Linked DNA regions of Homo sapiens: region 1 is linked to region 2. Evidence: read pairs that join two places in POLR2A ChIA-PET (ENCODE). Cell type or tissue: Panc1. All regions are shown on one strand.

Region 1 (4,000 bases), 260 kb after region 2:
ACTTCCCCCCCCTGGGTTCAAAGGGATTTTCCTGCCTCAGCCTCCCAAGTAGCTGGGACTACAGGCGCGTGCCACCATGCCCGACTAATTTTTGTATTTTTAGTAGAGATGGGGTTTCACCATGTTGCCCAGGCTGGTCTTGAACTCCTGAGCTCAGGTGATCTGCCCGCCTCGGCCTTCAATTGCAGAAGTTTTTGAAGGGAGAATATTTGATCCTCACATAAAATGTCCTTGTTTCTGAAAGAAAACATGGTAAAAATTGTTATTGAGTCCATGTCTTTGCCACCTTGTTGGACTTGATTTCCCTTTCTCTGTGTTCCTCCCGCCCTCAGTCTCTCTCAGTCTGTCCTTTTTTGTGTGTGGAGTTGTGGGCAGGTCATTGGACTGGGACTGACTTTACCAGTTTTCAGGCTGTGGGGCTAGTCAGTCATTCTCTCTGAGCCTTCTACCTCTAAAGTTGAGTTCTTTTTTTAAATTCTTTTTGTTTTGTTTTTATTTTTTCCTTGCCACTATACAAGCAAGGATAGATAAAGCTTTTTATTATTATTGTTATTATTATTATTTCGAGACAGTCTCGCTCTGTCATCCAGGCTGGAGTGCAGTGGTGTGATTTCAGCTCACTGCAACCTCTGCCTCCCGGGTTCAAGCGATTCTCCTACCTCAGCCTCCTTAGTAGCTGGGACTACAGGCATGCGCCACCACACCCGGCTAATTTTTGTATTTTTAGTAGAGACAGGGTTTCACCGTATTGGCCAGGCTGGTCTCGAACTCCTGACCTCAGGTGATCCACCCACCTTGGCCTCCCAAAGTGTTGGGATTACAGGCATAAGCGACCGTGCCCATCCCCGATAAAGTTGAGTTCTGAATTTCCTCTTTCACTGTATTCTCGGCAGCTACTGGTTGGTTTATTCTTTTTTTTTAATCTTTTTTGGTTTATTCTTCTTTTGATCTTTGAAGAGAAGGAGAAAAAAGATCTGAGTTTGGCTCTCCCATCTTAAGTGCAGCTTTTAGTTGTTTTATAGTCATAGACGCTATTGCACTGGACAGCATGCATCCTGGATGTAAACAATGCGGAAAAATCAATGGAGTGACCATCTTGGGGTCAGTGGTGTTGCATAAAGCACCAGTGGTGTGCTGTTCTGTGTCAGTTTCCTCTGCGCCACGTGCTTTCACAGTTTGAATTACCAGCATCTCTGTGGTGGCTTCAGTACATTCTCCATTGTGCTTCAACCTGGAAGCACATTCTGCCGTTCAGAAAGACTGATTCCAATCATGTAATGGGACCACACGAGATCCATGCTCCAATTATATGAATAGCAGAAGGTCCATTTGACTCTTGTAGTTCAAGAGCTGTTTCTAAGTAAACAGACTTTCCAGAGCTCGATGAAGTGAAGAAGCCCTTCTTTCAATTCCTGGGCAGAATTCAGTGGTTTTCATATCATCTGAACCTGCTGTGCTGCTGTTTATTCTATCACTGTCAGCCTTGAAAGGAAAAAAGGAATAATCTTACCCTCCTGCCCTTCTTATTTTATATCTTCCATCTTATCCATCTATATCCATGTAGTCATTCCTTCCGAGTTCCCTGGTTTTAATCCAAAAGACTCTGTTTAACAGCAATGTCTTGGCAGACCAGGTGCCGCTTCCGTGCCATTTGAGGGCTCTGAGTCTTTGCTTCGTCTTAGGAAGATAAAGATAATTTGGCAGAAAGTCAGAGATGGAAATAGCAGTTTGGGATGATAAAAGATGGGTCCTGTTTTGCTGACATTCTTTTACTTTGGTTCTTGGTGCGTGTCCTTTGGGATTCATTTCTTGCTAGCATGAATAGGACATGCTTTTCGTTAGGTGCTTTTCTTTTTTGGAGAACATGAAGTGTTTCTAACAAAACTGAATGAGCTAGAAAGAATTCTATTTTGAGACATCTGTAGTTGATGCAAAGTATTTCTGTAATCCTCAATGACAGTACTTACATATTTGCATAGAATTTTTTTTTTAATTTTTGAGGAAACCTCTCTGGAGTCTGTATTTATAGGAGCATCCTGAAAGTCCCTATTATGTAGCTGGTGGGAGCGAGAGAGGGACAGCCACACTCGTGCTGTGAGCAGAGCACAACTTCAGGCAGAGTGAATGCCTTCTGAGTTCTCATTGGAAGCTTTCTGTTGCTCAGCCTCTGGCAGATTTCAGAACCTTCTACTTAAGCCAGGTGTGGTGGTGCGTGCTCCTAGGCACAGCGACTCGGGGGGCTGAGGCAGAAGGATCACTTGAGCCCAAAGTTGGAGGCCAGCCTGGGCAACATAGCGAGGCCTGTCTCCTTAAAAAATAAATAAATAAATAATAAATAAATAAATAAATAAAAACCTTGTCCTTGACTATTGTGCTGTCTGCTGCCCCTTTGTAGGGATGGGGTTGGGGTCAGAATAAGCATGTGCATGAATGGCGGAAAGCTTTGGTGGTGTTTGTTTGTTTGTTTGTTTTTTGAGAGGTGGGGGAGTCAGCAGTGAACCTTTCTGGTTAAAGAACAACGTACATAATTTCTATTATGAGATTTAGAAGGTTAAATACTTTTTTTTTTCAGGCCTACCAAGTTGATAGACCAAAAGTATATAGTAGAACAGCACAGTAGAAAAAATTTAAAAGTGAATTTCTTATGGTCCAAAAGGATGGATAGTCACAGTCCATAACCTTTCATAATATATGCTGGAATTGGAATCTCTTGTCATCTTGCTTTGCTCTGAATTTTAGAACTAGAAGTGTGCATGTATGTCAAAAGATTATGCAGAGCTATTTTCTTTGCTAACAATGTAAACATTTGCACCCCATGAATGGGACTTTATAATCTGGAAGTGAGCCTAAGGTTGCGTATACTGAAGTCATGTTTTAAAAGTTAAGGTTGACTTAAACATATACAAGGCTGTATTTTAATTGTAACTAGAAATCATTTACTATGCATACAGAACCTCATGTATCTTATCATGGAATTTGTGAATTAATGGGCCTTGCCGAATTCAAGGGTAAGGGAAACTGGTAACAACTTGTTTTAAATCAACATACTATAAGCTCCTGCTTGCTTGACTCAAGTTGTTTGAAAATCTGAATTAAACAGGATCTCATTGTCAGGAAACATCTTCTAAGCTTGACATCTACGTTTAAGAAGGGAACGTGGAAGAGAAGGTGAGACATGAAACTAAAACAGCTGGGAGGGTAGGATCAGACTGCACCTGATTTTTGGACCAAAGTTTCATATAGGAATAAATAAAAAGGAGGACCACTTGTGAGCCAACCTAGGAAGGACTTGCCAGAAAGTAGCAGCTCCTGCTGCAAAATACAGTGCCTTCAAAATGATTCTCTGTGTGAATTGCATGCAATTTCATGTAACCATAAAGTGTAACCTGTATGTGCATGACATGTGTCTAGAATGTGTAAAGTTAGGATTCAGCAGGAAGGGGCCTGGCCCTGTCACTGTGGTGGATCAGTGGACCTGCTGAAGTCACTGGACTCATGTGACTTAGGTTTGCAGCATCAGACCCCTGTGTTTGCATTAAGTGGCCACATCGTTGAAATCGGATCAATCTCTCCCTCAGCTTTCTTTCCTACTTTGCAGCTTTGCTGGTTTTAACTGCTTCATTCTTCTGCTTCTTGGTATCCTTTTTTCTTTTGAAATAAAAACATGAAATACTTAATTCAAATGAGATTTGTATTTATTTTACCAGTTGCTCTTAATTTACCAAAGGTATACGACATGAAAAGAGTTGCATTCTTTTGTCTTGGTTGTGATTCTGACCTTAAAATACGCTCAGTTCTAAAAGCTTGAGGAGCGTTCTATACTGGTCCTTCTGCATTTCAGCCTGTCACCAAGGGGAGTGTTTTGCGATCCGCCATCCTTTCCCTGAATGCTGCTGCTCCTCTATGACGGAAAGCTTGGTGACCTCTTCATTGGAGGCGTCCAAAGCCAGTGAACAGCCTGTTGGTAAATGAACGAGCTGCATGTACGTGCTATTTTCCT
Region 2 (4,000 bases):
TCCCATCTCAGCCTCCCAAGTAGGTGGGACTACAGGCACCAACCACCATGCCCAGCTATACCATAGTTAAAAAAACAAAAAACAAAAAACAAACAAAAAAACACCAGGCGCGGTGGCCCACACTTGTAATCTCAGCACTTTGGGAGGCCGAGGTGGGCGGATCACGAGGTCAGGAGATCGAGACCATACTGGCTAACACGGTGAAATGCCGTCTCTACTAAAAATACAAAAAATTAGCAGGGCGTGGTGGCGGGCACCTGTAGTCCCAGCTACTCGGGAGGCTGAGGCAGGAGAATGGCGTGAACCCAGGAGGTGGAGCTTGCAGTGAGCTGAGATGGCACCACTGTACTCCAGCCTGGGCGACAGAGCGAGACTCCATCTCAAAAACAAACAACCAAAAACAAAGAAGAAAATGTGACAAAGACAGTATTTGGCCTATAAAGCCTAAAATACTGACTATTTACTATCTGGGCCCTTACAAAAACAGTTTGCTGACTGCTAAGTTAGCATGCCACAGTATCCTGTCTCACCAATACGATCCAGAGAAAGCCCCAGCACCGTGTCTGCCAGCCTCCAATTCTCTTTGGACTCGGCCGCTTCCAAGAGTGCTCTGAACAATTAAAACCTCAATGAATACATTCAGTGCATGAAGACGGATGTGCCAGGGGGATTTTCAAATCTTCGGCTGCATCTTTGAGTGTGTGTAAACCTCGGGCCAGTTGCCTGGCAGGCCAGCCTGCGGCATGGGTCTTGACTTTCCCGATTGTGAAATGAGGATGAGAAATCTTGGCCTTGGAATGGAGGGAAATGAAAGAGGGGCATCTGACCGACTCTCAGAAAGACACAGGCAGGGAGCTCTGGAGGCTTCTTAGAAGGAAGAACCAGCCCGGCGCGGTGGCTCATGCCTGTAATCCCAGCACTATGGGAGGCTGAGGCAGGCGGATCACCTGAGGTCAGGAGTTTGAGACCAGCCTGACCAACATGGAGAAACCCTGTCTCTACTGAAAATATAAAATTAGCTGGGCGTGGTGGCAGGCGCCTGTAATCCCAGATACTCGGGAGTCTGAGCCAGGGGAATCGCTTGAACCCGGGAAGCAGAGGTTGCGGTGAGCCGCGACTGCACCACTGCGCTCCAGCCTGGGCAACAAAAGCGAAACTCTGTCTCAAAAAAAAAAGAAGGAAGAACAAATATGAATCACAAGCAACATTATTACCTTAGCAAGTGTTTGAGCCCCCAGTCTAAATGTGTAAAGTAATCTGCTCAGGCTTAAGAAAATCTCTTTTCCCCTATCACACTGGATGTATGAACACATGACCAGCAGAGGCCATCTAACTGAATGGGTTTTCATGCCTCCCCTCTCTGCTCAGGTGGTGAGTTCCCTGAGGCCCGGTCTGGATCTTATGTTTTACTTGTGTCTTCTCTGAGCTCTTGGTACCACACTGAGCAGCACACGGTGAGCAGCTCCGCATAGTGATCTGCCCGACTTACATGTTACAAAAAGGCCCCGAATGGAAACAGGCCTCCAGGAAGAGTGTCTAGAAAAGTAAGGGTCAGGCAGGGTGCCGGTGGCTCACGCCTATAATCCCAGCACTTTGGGAGGCTGAGGTGGATGAATCACTTGAGCCCAGGAGTGCGAGACCAGCCTGGGCAACATAGCAAGAACTTGTCTCTACAGAAAAAAGAAAAGAAATACTAGCTGGGTGTGGCAGCTCATGACTGTAATCACAGTGCTTTGGGAGGCTGAGGCAAGAGGATAGCTTGAGCCTGGGAGATTGAGGCTGTGGTGAGCCATGTTCATGCTACTGCACTCCAGCCTGGGCAACATAAGAGACACTGTCTCAAAAAAATAAATAAAAAATAAAAGGCTAGGCATGGTGGCTCACACCTATAATCCCAGCACTTTCAGAGGCTGAGGCAGGCGGATCACTTGAGCCCAAGAGTTTGAGACCAGCCTGGGCAATATGGCAAGACCCTGTCTCTACAAAAAGTACAAAAATTAGCTGGACATGGTGGTGTGTGTGTGTAGTCCCAGCTACTTGGGAGGCTGAGGTGGGAGGATCACTTGAACCCAGGAGGCTGAGGCTGCAGTGAGCTATGATTGCACCACTATGCTCCAGCTTAGGTGACAGCCAGACCCTGTCTCAAAAAAAAAAAAAAAAAAAAAGAAGAAAAGTAAGAGTCTTCTCTCTGCCCTCCCCGAGAACAATCTTGAGGCCCAGAGAGCAGGTGCGAGCTAGCTGGGGGGTCCTGGCACCTCAGGTGAGGCTGCTGGAGGCCCAGGCCCGAAGGCCCAGGCGCTCCCTCCCCTTCAGAAGCCCAGCTCTTCAGGCCCTCCCTGTATCCTCCACACCCAACCCTCTTCAGTCCTCCAGGAAACATCATGAGGGTTAATTATTTCTCAGGGCTGACTCAGACAGCAGTTTTCTGCCAAAGCATTCTGTCAGCCAAGCACGGTCCTGCTGTTACCCCTGTGAGGGAGCCTTTGTAAGCTGTGTCGGGAGGAAACTCCTCAGCAGGGAAGCCCAAAGCCCCGTAGCCTGGGGTGGGGTCCTGCCTGATCCCGTCAGGTGGGGCTGGTTGCTGGGAGGGCGCCCTCCCCAGTGTGAGAAGCCAGCTCCAGAACGCTCTCACCGCCAGGCTGCCTTTCAGCCAGTCCCTGTGGGGCAACGCTTGCCTTTCGTTTTGTTGATTGGAGATTGTGTCTCTGAATAGAGCTTAATGTCCTTTTGAAATTATCTGTTCTTTTTTATTCTTTTTTTTTTTTTTTTTTGAGATAGAGTCTTGCTCTGTTACCCAGGCTGGAGTGCAGTGGCTTCATCCCAGGGCTCACTGCAACCTCCGCCTCCTAGGTTCAAGCGATTCTCCTGCCTCAGCTTCTGGAGTAGCTGGGATTACAGGCGCCTGCCACCATGCCTGGCTAATTTTTGTATTTTAGTAGAGACGGGTTTCGCCATGTTGGCCAGGCTGGTCTCAAACTCCTGACCTCAAGCAATCCACCCACTTTGGCATCCCAAAGTGCCGAGATTACAGGTGTGAGCCACTGCACCTGGCCTTTTTTTTCTTTCTTTTAAAAATTTCTCCTGCTTTCTCCATTTGGTTTAGATTGCTGCTGTGTTCCTAAATGCTGAAGGTGAATGATGGGGCGTCCGGAGGAGAGGGATGACACTCAAACAAAAACCGTCTGCCTAGGAGGCCAAACTGGGGGAGAGTGGGGGGGGACAGAGGGGGTCTCTTGGAGGAAGGAGGCCTGGGAGATCTTCTCTCTCATATCAGAGAACCTGAGGGACTGGGATGGCCCTGAATGGAGATTCAAAGACGCTGAACTGTGCTTGAGACACCTGGGACCAGAAGCCAGGAGGGAGGAGGTAGAGAGAAGTAGAACAAGGTAGCCCCGTGAATTCACTGCATGGCAGCCATTAGCTTCACCTGCCCTCTGACCAGGCCGACACCAGCACCCTGGGCACCCCATGTGAGTAGGAAGGTGTGTGGTGCTGTGCAAACCCGATTATTCCCCAAGTAACCCATGCTGCATCTACAGCTTCCTGCTGCTGCGCCAGAAGCTGTGCCCTCTTATGGAAAGAAGAGCACTTCCTTCATATAAAAGCAGCCAGGTGAAGGCAAGGCTATTCTTGCACGAGAAATGATGATTATACAGATCAATTCCATCTTCTGGAGGAACCCCAGACAGTGGTAAATTACACAGTTACAGTTGTACCTTAAGCCCCATCTCCCCACCCCCCACAAAACAACAGAAAACCCAACAACCATGTTTTGCAGCAAAAATATTTACAGGACAGTTACTATGCACAAGCAAGTATTTTATATATTATGTCATTTAATCTTCTCAAGAACCCTGTGATGTATTTACCAATGAATGAACAGAGAGAGAGGCTAACAGCTAGCCAGAAATCACAGGGCCAGAAGGGTATGAAAGCTAGGCCTGGCAAGGCTGAGAATACAGCAGGACTTGGCATCTGGTAAGTGTTCCATAAATCCTTG

What was found. Peaks named below come from ENCODE experiments on the same cell type or tissue, not always from the same donor. Only the 100,000 strongest peaks of a DNase experiment are listed, where the experiment ranks them.
Region 1: POLR2A ChIA-PET joins it to region 2 with 10 read pairs; 7 of 35 experiments call an interaction of 5 or more read pairs at or near these places.

The regions. Positions count from the first base shown.
Region 1 is chr1:225,486,512-225,490,511 of GRCh38, reverse strand. ENAH (ENAH actin regulator) reads left to right here. Exons shown (of 14, transcript NM_018212.6): 14 at 1-3,683. LOC124904526 (a long non-coding RNA gene) reads right to left here. Exons shown (of 2, transcript XR_007066903.1): 2 at 3,678-3,958. Among named protein-coding and RNA genes, the nearest start is that of LINC02765, 21 kb to the right of the region's middle. In Panc1, no CTCF peak of the experiment used is centred here; no DNase peak of the experiment used is centred here.
Region 2 is chr1:225,745,409-225,749,408 of GRCh38, reverse strand. It overlaps LOC107985352 (a long non-coding RNA gene), which reads right to left. Exons shown (of 2, transcript XR_001738499.2): 2 at 3,817-4,000. Among named protein-coding and RNA genes, the nearest start is that of SRP9, 30 kb to the left of the region's middle. In Panc1, no CTCF peak of the experiment used is centred here; a DNase peak (open chromatin) is centred at 2,428; H3K4me3 peaks cover 455 bases; H3K27ac peaks cover 718 bases.